2 separate regions of the Homo sapiens genome follow, and region 1 is linked to region 2. Evidence: chromatin loops called from intact Hi-C (ENCODE). Cell type or tissue: chondrocyte. All regions are shown on one strand. Links, peaks and the distances in the headings refer to the core of each region. The heading gives the core; the rest is flanking DNA.

Evidence for each region. Hi-C counts contacts between places; a loop is a spot of excess contacts. Peaks named below come from ENCODE experiments on the same cell type or tissue, not always from the same donor. Only the 100,000 strongest peaks of a DNase experiment are listed, where the experiment ranks them.
Region 1: a loop joins it to region 2, with 6 times the contacts of the local background. A loop is called at or near these places in 6 of 110 quality-filtered maps.

What each region holds. Positions count from the first base shown.
Region 1 is chr4:67,983,793-67,992,134 of GRCh38, reverse strand. It overlaps the pseudogene TMPRSS11GP. Among named protein-coding and RNA genes, the nearest start is that of TMPRSS11A, 24 kb to the right of the region's middle. In chondrocyte, for the core only: CTCF peaks have their summits at 3,307 and 3,536 (motif pointing left); no DNase peak of the experiment used is centred there.
Region 2 is chr4:68,368,968-68,377,309 of GRCh38, reverse strand. It overlaps the pseudogene MT2P1. Among named protein-coding and RNA genes, the nearest start is that of YTHDC1, 23 kb to the right of the region's middle. In chondrocyte, for the core only: CTCF peaks have their summits at 948 and 1,165 (motif pointing right); DNase peaks (open chromatin) are centred at 936 and 3,558.

The sequences.
Region 1 (8,342 bases), core at 16-8,015, 390 kb after region 2:
TTGCTCTGTCTAAACTAACACTAAAAATTTTAGACAGCAAAACTAAAAATTTTACAAGGATAAACCTGAAATCTTAGCTTTATTCACATTACCTTCTACCTGAAGGCATTAACAGGGAGTAAGTAATAAGCTCAATTATCATATTAACACTAATGGTAAGTAAAATAGAATGATTTTACATATTTCAATCCAAAGTGTTAGTTTATTAGACATTCAGATGCCAACTAACCCATTTCTGACATCCCTTTATTTATTACATTGACCGTATTGTTTTCTTCTTCTTTTCCAGGGTGATTCTGGAGGTCCTCTGGTTATTGCACGTGATAGAAATGCCTGGTACCTTGTTGGAATAGTAAGCTGGGGAATAGACTGTGGAAAATAAAACAAGCCAGGACTTTATACCGAAGTGACTCATTATTGGGACTGGATTAAATCTAAAACTAACATCTAATGCAACAATCATCTCAAATCCAAATTATAAATGTCATGTGTGGTCTCTAGAAAAAGTGTGTTTAGCGTGTGCCACCATGTGTATTATCATCAAGTTCAAAATCCAAAAAAGTGTGATCTGATGACTTTCCCCTTAAACATGAAGAAGGCAGGCTTGCTTTCACATCATCTGAAGTGTTTTGCTCCTGTGAGCACAGAAGATATTTCAACTACACAAAGATCTACCATTGCTGCTAAGTGTCTCTGATTTATTCATTTTTCTTTTCCTAAGACATACAATATTCCTTTCAGAGTGAGCCAGCAGTTTAATCAGATAAGTACCAATTGGCTAAGCATTCTCTACTTTTTCGCTGAAATGGCACACTTCCTGTACCTGATGGCTCCACAGCTTTAGTCTCTCTTGTCAAATATTCCCCATTAAGAATGTGTGGGTTCACTGGACTAGATAAGTCAAGGTTATTAATTTTCACCAACATTAACACAAATGATGGAAGGGACACTAGGCATGAAACTAGGACTTAAGAGATGACACTACTGTGAATCTATTCCCCTTTGCCCTGAGATGTGCATTTAACTTTTCTTAGAAACTTGAAAAAGATTGACATTTATATTTACACTCAGTAATGTATATTTTAGTCTCTTTAAACAATTACACTGATGTTTATTTTGGAGCAATTAATCCCTGGATCAGGCAGCAAGAGAACTGGCAATATTGCTTTGTACAGGATTCTGCTCTGAACTATGTAAAAATGCCTTTATGTACTCATAAATTAAAGGCAGCCTTTTTGGCATTTTTAAGTTGAAAGGAAAAAAGGCAAGGATTCAATGAGAAAGAGCTACTTTCAGTTTCATCTTTAAAATGAGAGACGTTTCAATCTTTGTGTAAACTTTTCACTTTTTAAATTATCTTAATGTATTATTTAAACAATTTTCAACAAACTTCAGAACAGTTAAGGGATCTGCAGAATGGGAAATCAATATAAATTAGATACTTATAAACAACTTACATGAGAAGCCATTATAAAATTAGACATTCACAAACAATTTGATAAGATTTTGGTAAAGACCTTATTGTGTAATATTTACATTTACTAGAAAAAGGTGGCCAGCATTTTTTTTGCAGATTACTATTTATAGAAAATATTTAGATATTCAAGAAAACATCTTTTGAATTGCTTAATTATTATGTTAAAGTCATTTTTATATGTATTTAATTGCATATTTTGTACATGATTGTGGACTAGTATTTAACAAAACTCACACTTACTCTGAGTGTCTAAACCTTTATTCCCACCTCCCTTTTAAAATTAATTTAGTTAGTGAGATAATTGCTGTGCTAACATCTTTTGAGGGGTTTTGAGTCTCTCTTGCTCCACATAATAGGATATTGTGTATGTTTATATATATATATATATATGTATATATATATATATATATATGGCAACAAACTCAAATTCATCTGTTTGAGTCATCACTACAATGCAGGATTTCTCAATCTCAGTGCTATTGACATTTTGTCACAGTTAATTCTTTATTGGGGGAGGGGAAGGGATTGTCCTATGTATTGTGATATTATCAACATTCATTAACTCTACATACTAGGTTCCAGTAGTACTCCCCTACCAAGTTGCAACCCAAAAGTTACTGCAGACATTGCCAAATGTCCCTAGGGGAGCAAAATCACCCCCAGTTAAGAAATACTGCTATGGGATCAATAGTAATAGGAAAAAAAAAATCACTGTTAAAAACCATGCGCTCACAATTTCCTTACATGAGTTTGGAAAATTTTTTCTTCTCTCTCTTTTGTAATACTGATGCATTGAAAACGCTAGGGAAAAAAAAGCCTAGTATGACCACACTCATATTTATACCATCCTAGCCAAATTAGGATCATCTGGAAACTGATCTTCCTGATTAGAGAAAGTTAGAGAAAGAAGACTGTTTGAAGGCTGAGCTCCTACAGGCAAATATACATGAATATATAGGGAGTTATCTGTCAAATGCCTAAATCTTGAATAATTGCACCAAGTGTTCTCTGTTTAATATCTTCAGAATGCGTAGACAGACACTATTCAAAAAGGGGGCTTATGTATTCAGCTTTCAGCCCATCATCATCCATTAACACTTAACAGTGGAGCATACAGAATTGCATAACATCACTAAGCACTAAAAGCTACACTATCCAATGTGCGAGCCACTAGCCAGATGAAGCTATTTAGATTAAAATAAAATAAAATAAAATGTATTTCCTCATACGGATCACATTTTGTCATTACTGTCATACTAATCACATTTTAAGCACAAAATAGTCACATGGGCTTAGTGGCTTCTATTTTGGGCAGCACAGATATAGAACATTTCCATCATTAAAAAAAAGTTGTATTGGACATCACTGACCTAAAATATTCAAGGCGCCGACTTACCTAATTACTTATTCATCCAACAAGCATTTCTTAAACCTCTATGTGTCAGATACTGAGTATTCTAGCCGTTGAATATACAATCGTATGTAAGTCTCCTTTCTCAAAACCACATAAAGTGTTTTTGATAGCTGCTGTCTAAAGTAGCATACTCTTTTGGGCCTGTGTTTGGCCAAGCATAGCATTATTTTTAGACCCTTCTTCCTCTAGTGGCGCCAGTCCACTAGTGGAAAAGGGGCCACCAGAGACTCATAGTTGAGGCTGAAATGGTCAGAAACTGGATTTTCAACTGACCTTAGAAAAAGATGAAATAACTTCTCTAATTAATAGGATATTAAAGAATCAAAAAGAGGTTTTGTTGTTTTTTAAATCAAGAGAGTATTTCTTCTAAGCCAGGAAGATATGCTAATGGCAACCAAGGGAGAGTAACAACTGATGGAAGAGCATCAGAATGACTTAGTCACACAGATTAAAAACCACGCAGATTAAAAACCACAGATGACTATTTAAGCAAGCAGCCAACCCAAATACAACAAGAATTGGATTGCATAATCCATTAATGTCATTTTATTGTAGTTAAATCAAGCAAATGTGGAAATAGCAGGTCACTAGGACTCACGTTGTTCAGGAGAAGCAATAAAGTTTGACCAAATGTGTTACAGTGTGCTGCCATCTGCTGGTCCGTGTTATTTATTTATTTATTTATTTTTTAGACGGAGTCTCTCTCTTTCGCCCAGGCCGGACTACAGTGGCGCTATCTCGGCTCACTGCAAGCTCTGCCTCCCGGGTTCATGCCATTCTCCTGCCTCAGCCTCCTGAGTAGCTGGGATTACAGGCGCCCGCCACCGCGCCCCGCTAATTTTTTGTATTTTTAGTAGAGATGGGGTTTCACCTTGTTAGCCAAGATGGTTTCGATCTCCTGATCTCGTGATCCGCCCGCCTCGGCATCCCAAAGTGCTGGGATTACAGGCGTGAGCCACCGCGCCCGGCCCCTGGTCCATGTTATTTTAAAAATATATTTTATTTTACAGTTCACCCTTGAACAACATGGATTTGAACTGCACTGGACCTGTATTAGTCTGTTCTCATGCTCCAATAAAGACATACCCCAGACTGGGTAATTTATAAAGGAAAGAGGTTTAATGGACTCACAGTTCCACATGGCTGGGGGCCTCAAAATCATGGTGGAAGGCAAGGAGGAACAAAGGCACGTGTTACATGGTGGCAGGCTAGAGAGCTTGTGCAGGGGAACTGCCCTTTATAAAACCATCAGGTCTCATGAGACTTATTCGCTACCATGAGAACAGCATGGAAAAGATCTGCCCCCATGATTCAATTACTTCCCACTGGGTCCATCCACGACACGTGGGTATTATAGGAACTACAATTCAAGATGAGATTTGGGTGGGGACAGAGCCAAACCATATCAGGGCTACTTATATGTGGATTTTTTTCCACAGCTGGCACCCCTGAGACAGTAAGACCAATCCCTTCTCTTCTTCCTCCTCCTCAGCCTGCTCAATGGGAAGACAATGAGAAGGAAGACCTTTATGATGATCCACTTCCACATAATGAATAGTAAATATATTGTTTCTTCCTTAAGATTTTAATAACATTTTCTTTTCTCTTATTGTATTGTGAGAATACAGTATATAATACACATAACATAAAATATATATGTCAGTCAACTCTTTGTCTTATCAAAAAGGCTTCCATTCAACAGTAGGCTATGCATAGTTAAGTTTTGAGAGAGTCGCGAGTTATACATGAATTTTTGACTATGTGGGGCCATCAACCCTAACCCCCATGTTGTCCAAGGGTCAACTGTAATTCAAGCTACAAAGTTATGTGAGCTATTTCCCAACAAAGAAAATTCTAACAATCTCTCCCTGATTTTCTCCTAAGCAAATCAAAGTTTAAACTTCTATATATCCGTTTACATTATTTACATTTATACAAACATGAATAAATATATCTATTCACTAATGAAGGACTTATTAAATAAATAAATATATATCTTCACTAACAAATGATTTATACACTTTTCATTTCAAAAATAAGATCATTTGGTAAGTACATACATATGCACACACACATAGGCTTTCATGTCTATAAAAATGGTGTACTAGCATAGGACACTTGTTCCTTTCTCCAAATCAACCCTAGACACACTACAGATGAAAGAAGTAAACCTGGATTCTAGGCCAGAACTAGGAGACTGGAGCTAACTTGAACTAGATAGAGTGTGTAGGGAGGTAGGTGGCTGAAGTCTAGAGTAGAATGAGAGGATAGTTAAGAGAAAGGCTTTTTAAGTTTTTCTCTTACATCTCCCAACACCATGTTTTGCCCTACATTGCTTTGAGACAATGTTTACCTTCTTATCATACCAGAAATTAGTCTTAGCAATTCAGACCACCAATTTTGAAAGGACAGGAGAAAAAGCCTGCTGAGGAGAGAAGTTTCTGGAAAAGGTAGCACTAATTAGCTGCTTTCAGGTACTGTCTTCTCACCTTACCCTCCACATCTCCAGGGCTGTTGCATTAAAATTAAAAGAACCTTCTTCCTTCTAGTGCTGCTTCACTCTTAAGAATTTGTCAGTGAAATTCCCACTGGAAAAGTCAACTGATAGAAAGTCAATGAGTGAGAATGATCAATAATAGGTTTTGTGGGCTCTGGGACTCTCTACCCTAGGATTCATCCCCAATCTGTTCCTTAAATTCACTTTGACTGACACAAGTAAACACCTGCCCTTTGACCCTTCCATAGCCCATGCTGCCTGATAAAGCAGCTGATGCTCCTGGAGAAACATGAAATCATAGTCTAAAATAAATAAACTCCAAATGGTACAACTTCTTCAGAAGAAAGACAATAGACAAGAAAACATATAGCCTCTGAAACAGAAGCATTAGTATAAACAAAGGATGTAAAATACATATTATATCAGTATTTAAAGATATAAGGGAAGATATGAGCTATTTGTCATTGCTCACATTAATCATCTGAAACAAGAAGAAGCATGCATAAAAACAGAATGAAAATATTAGACATGGAAAATATAAGAGTTGAAATACAAAAGCACAGTTGATTAGATAGATAATAGGATAGTTATGACGGAAAAATAAATTGATGAATTGCAAGTTCAAATTGAAGAACTCTCTCAGAAAGGAAGAAGGGAAGGATAAAAATATAAAAATAAATTTTAAAAAATTAGAGATATGAAAGATAGAGAAGTAGAGATGCCAATATCCCAATTACAAGATTCTCAAATGCAGAAAAAAATTAAAAATTGAGATGAGGAAATATTTTAAAAACTAATGAAGATAAGATTTTAATAATAAAAGAAAATTTTAAAACTGTATATAAAAAAGGCTTATAGAGTTCCAAATAGAAGAAATAAGGAAAAACCCATACCTTGATATGTTAAAGTGGATTTTAAATTAAAAACATTATAAAAGCTACCAGAGAGAAAAAGCAGTTCACCTATAAAGAAACAAGAAGCATAGGACATCAGTTTTCTCAGCAGCAATACTGGATATGAGATGTCACTGAAGTAATATTTTTAAAGTATTAAAGGAAAGGAACTATATACCTAGAATCTCAAATCCAGGACATAATTGGGCCCCATAAATCTTCACACTTAACAGGAGCTATAATGATGCTATATGTCTCCGGTATCAGTATCAACTCAGATCCTGTTTCTAATAGTTTTTGAAATATCTGGGTATTCCCTTTGCCTTTTGTATAGTCACCCAGTAAGTAAAAAGTTATAGGTCCCTTTGGAGAAGCACTTAGGGAATCATCACTGTATATAATTATCATGGTGTAACAGGGTTCTTCCTCCTAGGGACTTGGCCACCTCTTCAGCCAATGGATTCTGGATCTGAAAATTGCCTCAAGTCTAAGAACTAAGAAAGGGATCATGGCTTTCTATTGGGGTGATCACCTAGAGCCTCCTGATCTTCCATTTTTGCATTTTTTCTTCTTTGGTTGTAGATGTTAATCAGCATGCTGGCTAGCTGCCTGTTTATTTTCCCCTAAAAACACCATACTTTTTGAACTGTCTCCACAATTCTTTGTGGGAAAAACTTCCATAGCTGTCCCTCCAACCTTGCCATTTGTTAAAGCTCACTGTGGGTTCCTGGCTTTGGCAGTTTAGCACTGACACTTTGCATCTATTACTTCAGGATTCCATCATCCCTATGGACAATCTCAGGACTGTAGGTGCTTCCCTTATTGCAGCCTCCATCTGCAACGAGAGCCATCATTGAACTTCTTAGTTATTCTCAAGCTCCTCTCACCAGCTCATTTGTAGTGACTTTCATAAATGATATGTCCTCTGGGCTTCCTGATGAAACACATGCCCTGGTGGGTCTTCTGGCCTCACATAATATATCCATTTTGACATGCCCACTTCCCTCAGCCTCTTTATTTCTTTCTCCGCTGTCTTCTAAGGCAACTGGGACACTTCATCTGTATTCAATCCTGGATATGGCTTCTTCCAGGATGCTAAGAGCCACCCTAGCAGGTTTGCTCCTTGGGTTTTTGCTAGGTTGTCAAATTCCATGTCTTGAGAAAGTGCTCCTAAGTCAATGAATTCTTACTTATCCAGTCTTTCATTCACCCCTCCATGATCAACCACCCTCAAAACCTAATGTCAGGAGCCAATAGATACGCACCAGTTCTTACAGTTCTTTAGTACATAGTCTCTTTTTCTATCTTTTCAAGCCCAGCATGTTACTAGCTGAGCCATTGGCCTGGTTGTCAGTTGAGGAGGTAAGAATATCTCTTGAGGAGCACCTGTTGCCTTGTGGGTGAAACAGCTCTATAGCATCTTTCAGCAGGGGAGAAGAGCTGGCTCTTACTAAGGAGACAGTGATTACTTCTATAAACTCTGAGGTTTCAGGGAGTCTGCAGAACCAACATCCCGAAAGACATCAATCCAGTTGACCCATCTTATATTTCAAGTTCCTGGGTTTTCCCAATTAGGACCCTGACCAAAGCATAGCCGATCAGCTTTGACTAAGCATTCAAACTCTGGGTATCTAACTATTAGATCTTTAGCCTGCTGCTTGGCTGTGTCTACTCTTCCTCTGCATGAAATAAAAGCTTTTTTGTAACTGGTTCTCATGCTTAGCCTTTAACATATTTTAAATGGCCTTCAGTTTCTCCTTATCCCTATGTAGGACAACAATGCAATTTAACAGTAACTAGCCAACTCCAATATCTTTGTAAGAGGCATTCTTCCCTCCTATCTTTCAGCTGTCTGAACTATTACCTGCAATGGTGTCCCCTCTATCAGGAAGCACCAAAAAGTTTTCCCGGGCTACTGCTGGTGAAATCTTTAACAATGCACCTGCCACCTTATGCCTGGGATTATCTGTGCCCTGCAGCCATTCAGCATGGCATCCTCTGCCCAACACACACTGAGGTGAGCTAATCAGTTCCAGATTTTCTAAGACCACTCTATCAGAC
Region 2 (8,342 bases), core at 9-8,008:
CAGCATGGACACCAACTAATCCTAACAGAATGCTGAACATATTAGAACAGATAGATGCTCACTGTTAACTACCTGATATGGGCTCAATGACTGTCGTCCTAACTTGAGACTATCAGCTAATCATACTAATTAAGTGTACTATTATACCCTGATTAGTATCCTCAGATTACAAAGTTATTGTACCAAAAATCTCCTCCTAAAGACCCAATTCTGATGTCAATTTGATCTAAACTGGTTGACAACATAATTTCTAAATCTTTTCCCTGCAATGATTAAAGTATAATCCAACAGCTTCTTAAGATTTAAAGATAAGATTTTCAAGATCATAAAAGGTTTAACATAAGAAAGACTGTACTAATATCACTCTTTTGTCCTGCAAAATTCTGTCACTATGTCTTAACTTTTCTCTCAGGTTTTTAGCACTGTTTGTCACTTCCTAAGTCCTTCTAGGTAAGGACTAAGATAAAATAATTCCAAGAAAAGACCTCATGCTAGGAATAGTCTGTTTACCATCCAGCAAGAGTATTCTTTTTATTTCCAAATTAGATAACCTGCTACAATCATGAATTATTTTACATAGTTTATTTATATTAAAATTTAATAAAACAGTGGTAAAGTTTATCTGGTACTTTAATACTATTCTCTTTTTTTTTTTTTTTTCAAGTCAAAGCTGTTTTATTATCATTCACATTATTTCATAGAAAAAGGAATGTAGCAAACGTCAGGGTCAGGGTTGTACATAAAAAATCCAGGTTTGTAGAGGTCGCGTTATTTACATCTGGGGGCAGGGCTGTCCCAGCATCAGGCACAGCAGCTGCACTTGTCCGACGCCCCTTTGCAGATGCAGCCCTGGGCACACTTGGCACAGCCCACAGGACAGCAGGAGCAGCAGCTTTTCTTGCAGGAGGTGCATTTGCACTCTTTGCACTTGCAGGAGCCGGCGCAGGTGCAGGAGTCACTGGCGGCACAGGAGCAGTTGGGATCCATGGCGAGCTGAAGAGGCGGCTGGAGTCGGGACAGGTTGTACACGGGCTCGCTGGGACTTGGAGGAGGCGTGGTCAATACTGTTGTCTTTTTAAACTTTTGTTCAACATTTCAGTATCAGACTATTTCTTCTTTGGCACTTGCTTTCAATTCGCCTATCTTGCCACTAGATGGAGAGGGATGCCACTAGGTGGAGGGTGATGCCTACCACTAGATGGTACTTAAACTTACCTTCTTGCATTCAACAGCCTAAAAGATAGCTGTTTAAGTTTAACGTGTATATACAGGGTCTTGTCTTAATATGGTGAAAAATTAATGTTCCAGTTTCAAAAGCGAACTTATAACATCTTTTTTCCTCTAGGTCATTGAAACAAGAATTCTCTCTCTCTCTATCTTTCTCTTTCTCTCTTTAAATTGTTTTTACAGACGGGGTCTCCTTCTGTCACTCAGGCTATAGTGCAGTGGCATGATCATAGCTCACTGTAGCCTTGAACTCCTCGGTTCCCACCTCAGCCTCCCCAGTAGCTGGGATTACAGACTTAAGCCATCATGCTGACGAGCCTTCTTTAATACCTATGCTAAAACTCCATGTACTTATTTGGGAAGAAAAGGGAAGATGGTTAGCCCCATGAATAGTGACAATAATAATAATAAAGTTATCACCATTTCAGGATGGTGCTGTACATGCCACCTGCTGGAGAAAAAAGATGTGGGAGGTGTTACACTGACAGCCTGAGGGTTCCCCAGGAATTCATTTAGCCTCATTAATTCGGGGAAGGGTAGTTATTCCACCAGCAAATTCCAGCAAGCGAAATGGCAGCTTTGGACATTTGGGCCTCTCTAGTTTCTTTGAGTTATACAGTGCTTCCTTATAGAATTTATTTCCTTCCATGGATCTTACTGTGAGTAGCCAGATATCTAAATCCTGGGCTCATGCACAAGTAACCCCCAGACCTCATAAAATTATACTGCTGTATATTCGTACACTTACATTTCAAGTCTAGCATTTGCATCTAAATTCATTTGGCTGCATCATAATCAAGTCACATAATCTTGCTTTCATTTTAAGTCTTACAGGCTTCAACTAAGTTTAATTTTGAAAACAAGGCAGGGCGCGATGGCTTACGCCTGTAATCCCAGCACTTTGGGAGGCCAAGGCGGGTGGATCACTTGAGGTCAGTAGTTTGAGACCAGCTTGGCCAACATGGAGAAACCCCGTCTCTACTAAAAACATGAAAAATTAGCCAGGCGCGGTGGCTCACACCTGTAATCCCAGCACTCTGGGAGTCTGAGGCGGGCAGATCACTTGAGGTCAGGAGTTCGAGAATAGCCTGGCCAACATGGTGAAACCCTGTCTCTAATTTAAAGAAAATACAAAAATTAGCCAGGCGTGGTGATGCATGCCTGTAATCCCAGCTCCTTGGGAAGCCGAGGCAGGAGAATCGCTTCAACCGGGGAGGCGGATGTTGCAGTGAGCCGAGATCAGGCCACTGCGCTCCAGCCTGGGAGACAGATCGAGACTCCATCTCAAAAAAAAAAAAAAAAAAAAAAATTGAAAACTGTAAAAGGAACATTTTTTTTACTATATACTTGAAAGATCAAAAAAGAAGTGTCTATCTACCAATACAGAGCTACAGTAAGAGGTCACTAGACATTAAGTTATTTATTTCACTGGTAATAATTTTACATGGTTGAACGTTCATGTTAAGTTTCTCACCATGCGAGATGCGAGATGATTCATAAATACATTGCTGGGAAATACTGGGGAAACAGATCGTCTAAAGACTTAATTGCGGCCGTGCGCGAGGGCTAACCCCTATAATCCCAGCAATTTGGGAGGCCGAGGCCAGAGAATCACCTGAGGTCGGGAGTTCGAGACCAGCCTGGCCAATAGGACAAAAACCCCATCTCTACTAAAAATACAAAAATTAGCCTAGTGTGGTGGCGTATGCCTCAAATCCCAGCTACTCTGGAGGCTGAGGCACGAGAATCTCTTGAACCCGGGAGGCGGAGGTTGCTGGTGAGCAGAGATTGGCCACTGCACTCCAGCCTGGGTGATAGAGTGAGACTCCATCTCAAAAAAAAAAAAAAAAATCTAATCGTAATTCACTTGTGGTGAGAATTAAAATCTTCAAACTAGCCAAAGAAATTCATAGTTTTTAAATAATATGTCACTTTCCTTTTCAAAAGCATTGACAAATGTATTAATCATGACTGACAATATGGAACAAAGATTGCTGGAAGGAGTATAAACTGGCATAACTTTTCAAGAGAGCAATTTTGCAATCATTATCAAAAATTTGAAAAGTATTCATATTGTTTAGGGAATTTTATTTATTTATTACAGAGAAAATTACGTAACAACCAAAAAATTTAAAACTCAAGGGATGGTTAAACAAATCCTAATACATAGTTCTATTTCCATTACAATCAACATCGAATAAGCTTTCCGTGCCTTAGAGGTTAGAAGGTAAAAACTACGTTTCCCAGATATCTTCGCAGGGAGGGCTGCGGAAGGGTTTGGGTTCCGCCAATCAGATGCACCGTGTGCAGCGGCAGGGCGGCTGCGGTCCTTTTGGATGCTGCCAAGCCAGGCCGAGACTGCTTTGTTCTGCCAATGGCAGCCTCGGGCTTCTAGCGCTTCCACCTGACACTGCTGCCTTTGGATCGCAGGACTACCCATGCCATTTCTGGAGAATGGAAGTTGTTCCTAAACGCTCACACAGCGCCTGCCCCTACAATTCCAAACAGTTTGTAAGCCATCTAATGGTTTGCAGCCAGTGATAAATTCCTTTCTGCCTATTTATTCTGGAAGAGCAGTCTGCAACTGAACCATATCAAATACAGTATCGATATGGTAGAATATGGCACATCAATTTAAAAATCAAGGTTGTTAACTAATATTTAATGGCACAGGGGTAAATTCTGTAACTTTTTTATGGACACAATTTATTTTTCACTGATTTATAACTAGATCACTACTCATGCCAAAAACTATTTTCGTAACGGCCTGTGTAGTCTTTCAGAGCGAACAATTAAACACATGTGAGGAGTTTCGCTTCGTTGTAGGGAAAATTAAAAATGATTTTTAAACACAATACCAAAAGGATTTCCCTCCTTGACTCGGGCGCGATTCTGTGGGTGTACTACCCAATTTATCTCAAAAGGTTTTATTTTTAGGCTTAATCCGTGTATCAACCAAAGTAGCCTGTCTTAGAAATTCAGGCAAATTTGGCTCAAACTTATTTTACAAAATAGTGGAATTCCTGCACTCCTCTGGTTTCAGTAGTGCAACCAATTCTTGGGAAAGAGAAGGAAGGTGAGAGGGTGGCTTAGATATTTTTTCCTAACAATTGAGTGATTTTTTGCTTGCTGTCCCCATTTTTCTTTTACAAAAGGGGAAGGGAACTCTGCCTCTTACCCCTCTGATGCGAATTAGACCACTTCCCTTAGCAGGTAGAAGCAGCACAGTCAATTTTGGTTTTAAATGATTTTTTTCTGCCTGCATTTCACAAGTCTACTGAGTCATTACATTATCATTTGAAAACACTTTGTAATCAGAGAACACATCAACATGTTCTGCATATGTTTGGGATAAAGAATATGCAATGTAGAAAAAAGGTAAAGTTAGTCATTCAGAGGAAGGACTATAAAACATTTTCTGAAAATGCCCTTTTTTGTATTTTTTCTTAACATTTTAGAATATAATTTTAGAAAGGAGCATGCTTTGGACAGACTAGAATTTAGAGCTCATTGTGTGACTTACCTTTGTTGTCCTATTAAATCTTCCCAGGATGCCACTACACCCACTTCAGACCCGTGAGCCTCAAAGTGTCTAGGAGGCGGTTTGATATGCAGACTAAAGTGAGATGTAAGATCACATAGCTCTTGGTTCAAGTTTGAGTTCCTTTATTACTTTAGTTAACCTAAGTGTCTTTTTTTTCTTTCTTATTATGTTGACACTTCAGAGAATAAATTTCATTTTTAAAGATGTTTTATAATGGCATCTTTTAAAATGAGATTATAGGCCAGGCGCAGTGGCTCACGCCTGTAATCCCAGCACTCTGGGAGGTCAAGGTGGGCTGATCACCTGAGTTCAGGAGTTCAAGGCCAACCTGGCCAACATGGTGAAACCCCATCTCTACTAAAAAATATTTTAAAAATTAGTGTGGTGTGGTGGTGCACACCTGTAGTCCCAGGGAGTGCTGAGGCAGGAGAGTCGCTTGAACCTGGGAAGTGAAGGTTGCAGTGAGCCAAGATTATGCCACTGCACTCCAGCCTGGGCAACAGAGCGAGACTCCATCTCAAAAAAATGTATAAATAAATAAATAAGGATTATAATAGCAATTTACTTATAGGGCTATTATAGATTAAATGAGCTAATGCATGCATTTAAATTTTAGCATGGAAGGGTCTAAGGCCCTAAGTGTATGTAAATAGTGAAGAAATTGACCCAAACTGAACTTTTTATCTTTCCTCCGATACTGAGTATTCTGTATTCATTATCTGTGATTATGATGAGGACATCTTTTAGATCAGCAGTCCCCAGCCTTTTTGGCACCAGGGACCAGTTTAATGGAAAACAATTTTTCCATGGACAAGAGAGATGAATGGTTTCCAGATGAAACTATTCCACCTCAGATCATCAGGCATTAGTTAGACTCTCATCAGGAGCTTACAATGTAGCTCCTTCACATGCACGATTTGCAATGGGGTTCACGATCCTATGAGAATCTAATGCCACCACTAATCCAACAGGAGGTGGTGCTCAGGTGGTAATGCTCACTTGCTTGCCTGCTGGTCACCTCCTACTATGCAACCCAGTTCCTAAAGACCATGGACCAGAATCTGTGTCATGGGGGTTGGGGACCCCTGTTTTAGATGCTTTTTTTTTTTTTTTTGAGACGGAGTCTCACTCTGTCGTCCAGGCTGGAGTGCAGTGGCACGATCTCAGCTCACTGCAACCTGCACGTCCAGGGTTCAAGGAGTTCCCTGCCTCAGCCTCCCTAGTAGCTGGGATTATAGGCTCCCACCACCACGCCCAGATAATTTTTGTATTTTTAGTAGAGACGCGGTTTCACTGTATTGTTCAGGCTGGTCTTGAACTCCGGACCTCGTGATCCACCTGCCTCGGCCTCCCAAAGTGCTGGGATTACAGGCGTGAGCCACTGCACCTGGCCTTAGATGCTTCTTGAGAACATTTGTTATTTACCTCTCTGAGCTGGGTATAATTTTGATTCTTTTAAATTAAGCCATGAGAAGAAAATGTCAGAATAGCAATAATATTACCTACTACTCAGGGATTTAATAATATTTAGAAAATGTAAACTAAAATGGTTGTTACTAACAGCAATTTCCGCCTCAGAAGACATATACAAGCAGTCAGAACACTTCTCTCTTTTGAAGCAATCATCTAGTCATATTCCAAGACCTGACCACTTATTGTGGGCAAAACTTTGTGTCTTCTCTCTTCTCTCTAAAAAATAGAGCCACAGTAAAACTACTGCCAATAATGGTAACAATGTTATTATATTAATTTATATGTTATGTTATTATTATTGTAGCTACTTTTTTGTACTTACTGCTATATGCCAGATAACACCCATGCTTTATCTGCTAAATCTGCCCAGTGACTCTCTGAGGTAGATATTTTGATTCCCATGTACTGTCACAGAGGAGGACACAGAGTACAAAGAGGTTAACTTGATTAATACAATCAACTGAATAGCTCCTAAGTGGCAGAGTCTGGATTCGAACAGAGAGCCCCGATTCTGGAGTTCTTAAAGAGATATAGATAAAATCTTGAAGAGTTCAGCTGCCCACCAACCTAATCTAATCACTAAGTGTTTTATTAATTTCAAACAGGTGAATGGAGTCCCTTGAATTGCTTATCACTTGTTTGTTGTTGTCTTTTTTTTTTTTTTTTTTGAGATGGAATCTCCATCTGTTACCCAGGCTGGAGTGCAGTGGTGCGATCTCGGCTCACTGCAAACTATGCCTCCTGGGTTCAGGCCATTCTCCTGCCTTACCCTACTGAATAGCTGGGATTATAGGTGTCTGCCACCATGCCTGACTAATTTTTGTATTTTTAGTAGAGACAGGGTTTCACCATGTTGGCCAGGCTGGTCTCGAACTCCTGACCTCAGATAATCCATTCTCCTTGGCTTCCCAAAGTGCTGGGATTACACGCGTGAGCCACTGAACCCGGCCATTGTTGTTGTCTTTTTTTTTTTTTTTTGAGACAGAGTTTCTCTCTTGTTGCCCAGGCTGGAGTGCAGTGGTGCCATCTTCGCTCACTGCAACCTCCACCTCCCGGGTTCAAGCGATTCTCCTGTCTCACCTGGGACTACAGGCACGCACCACCATGCCTGGCTAATTTTGTATTTTTTAGTAAAGATGGGGTTTCTCCATGTTGGTCAGGCTGGTCTCAAACTCCCAACTTCAGGTGATCCGCCTGCCTCAGCCTCCCAAAGTGCTGGGATTGCAGGCGTGAGCCACCGCGTTTGGCCCTGTTGTTGTCTCTTGAGGCAAGGTCTCACCTCTGTCTCGCAGGCTGGAGTGCAGTGGCACGATCACAGCTCACTCCATCCTCCCACCTCAGCCTCCCAAATAGCTGGGACTACAGTCATGCAACACCACACCTGGCTAATTTTTTAAATTTTTGTGGAGACAGAGTCATGCAGTGTTGCCTAGGCTGGTCACAAATTCCAATCAATCCTCTTGCATCGTCCTTCCAAAGTGCTGGCATAATAGGCATGAGCCACAGCTCTCCCAGACACTTGTTAAAATGGCAGATTGCCAGGCCCCACGAAGAGCCTCAAATCTGATATCTGGGATTAAGACTAGAAATCTGCACTTTGGACAAATTTTCCTTGTGAATCATATACACCGTATAGTTTGAGAACTTCTGATCGAAAGGATGAATTTCAAACTCCCTACTTGTACATTAAAAACAATGCCTTGGGCAGTGCCTGCTTTGTAATAGATGCTGAACAAATACATGTGGGAAAAAACCCAAGGAGCCAGGAAGAGAAGAAAGCAAGGATGACTAATCAGGCTACTTAATTTTTGGATAAAATTAAGTCTTAAGATGAAGGAAAGGAGGATAGACTAGATCCTCTACAGACATTTTGCACATATTAATTTCAAACTTCAGTCAGCTTTCTGCCATATTTTTCTTTCTCCAAAAGGTTAGGAAGCCCTTGAAAAACAAATACAATGATTAACTAAGTGTACATTTAACCACCGAATTTCTAAATGCCTTTCATTCTTTTCTTCTTTTTATTACAACTTTCTCTGCTTGCACTGGCATGCAAACTGGTTATGCTGGTCAAATGAGTCAATTCAGAGGAAAGCGT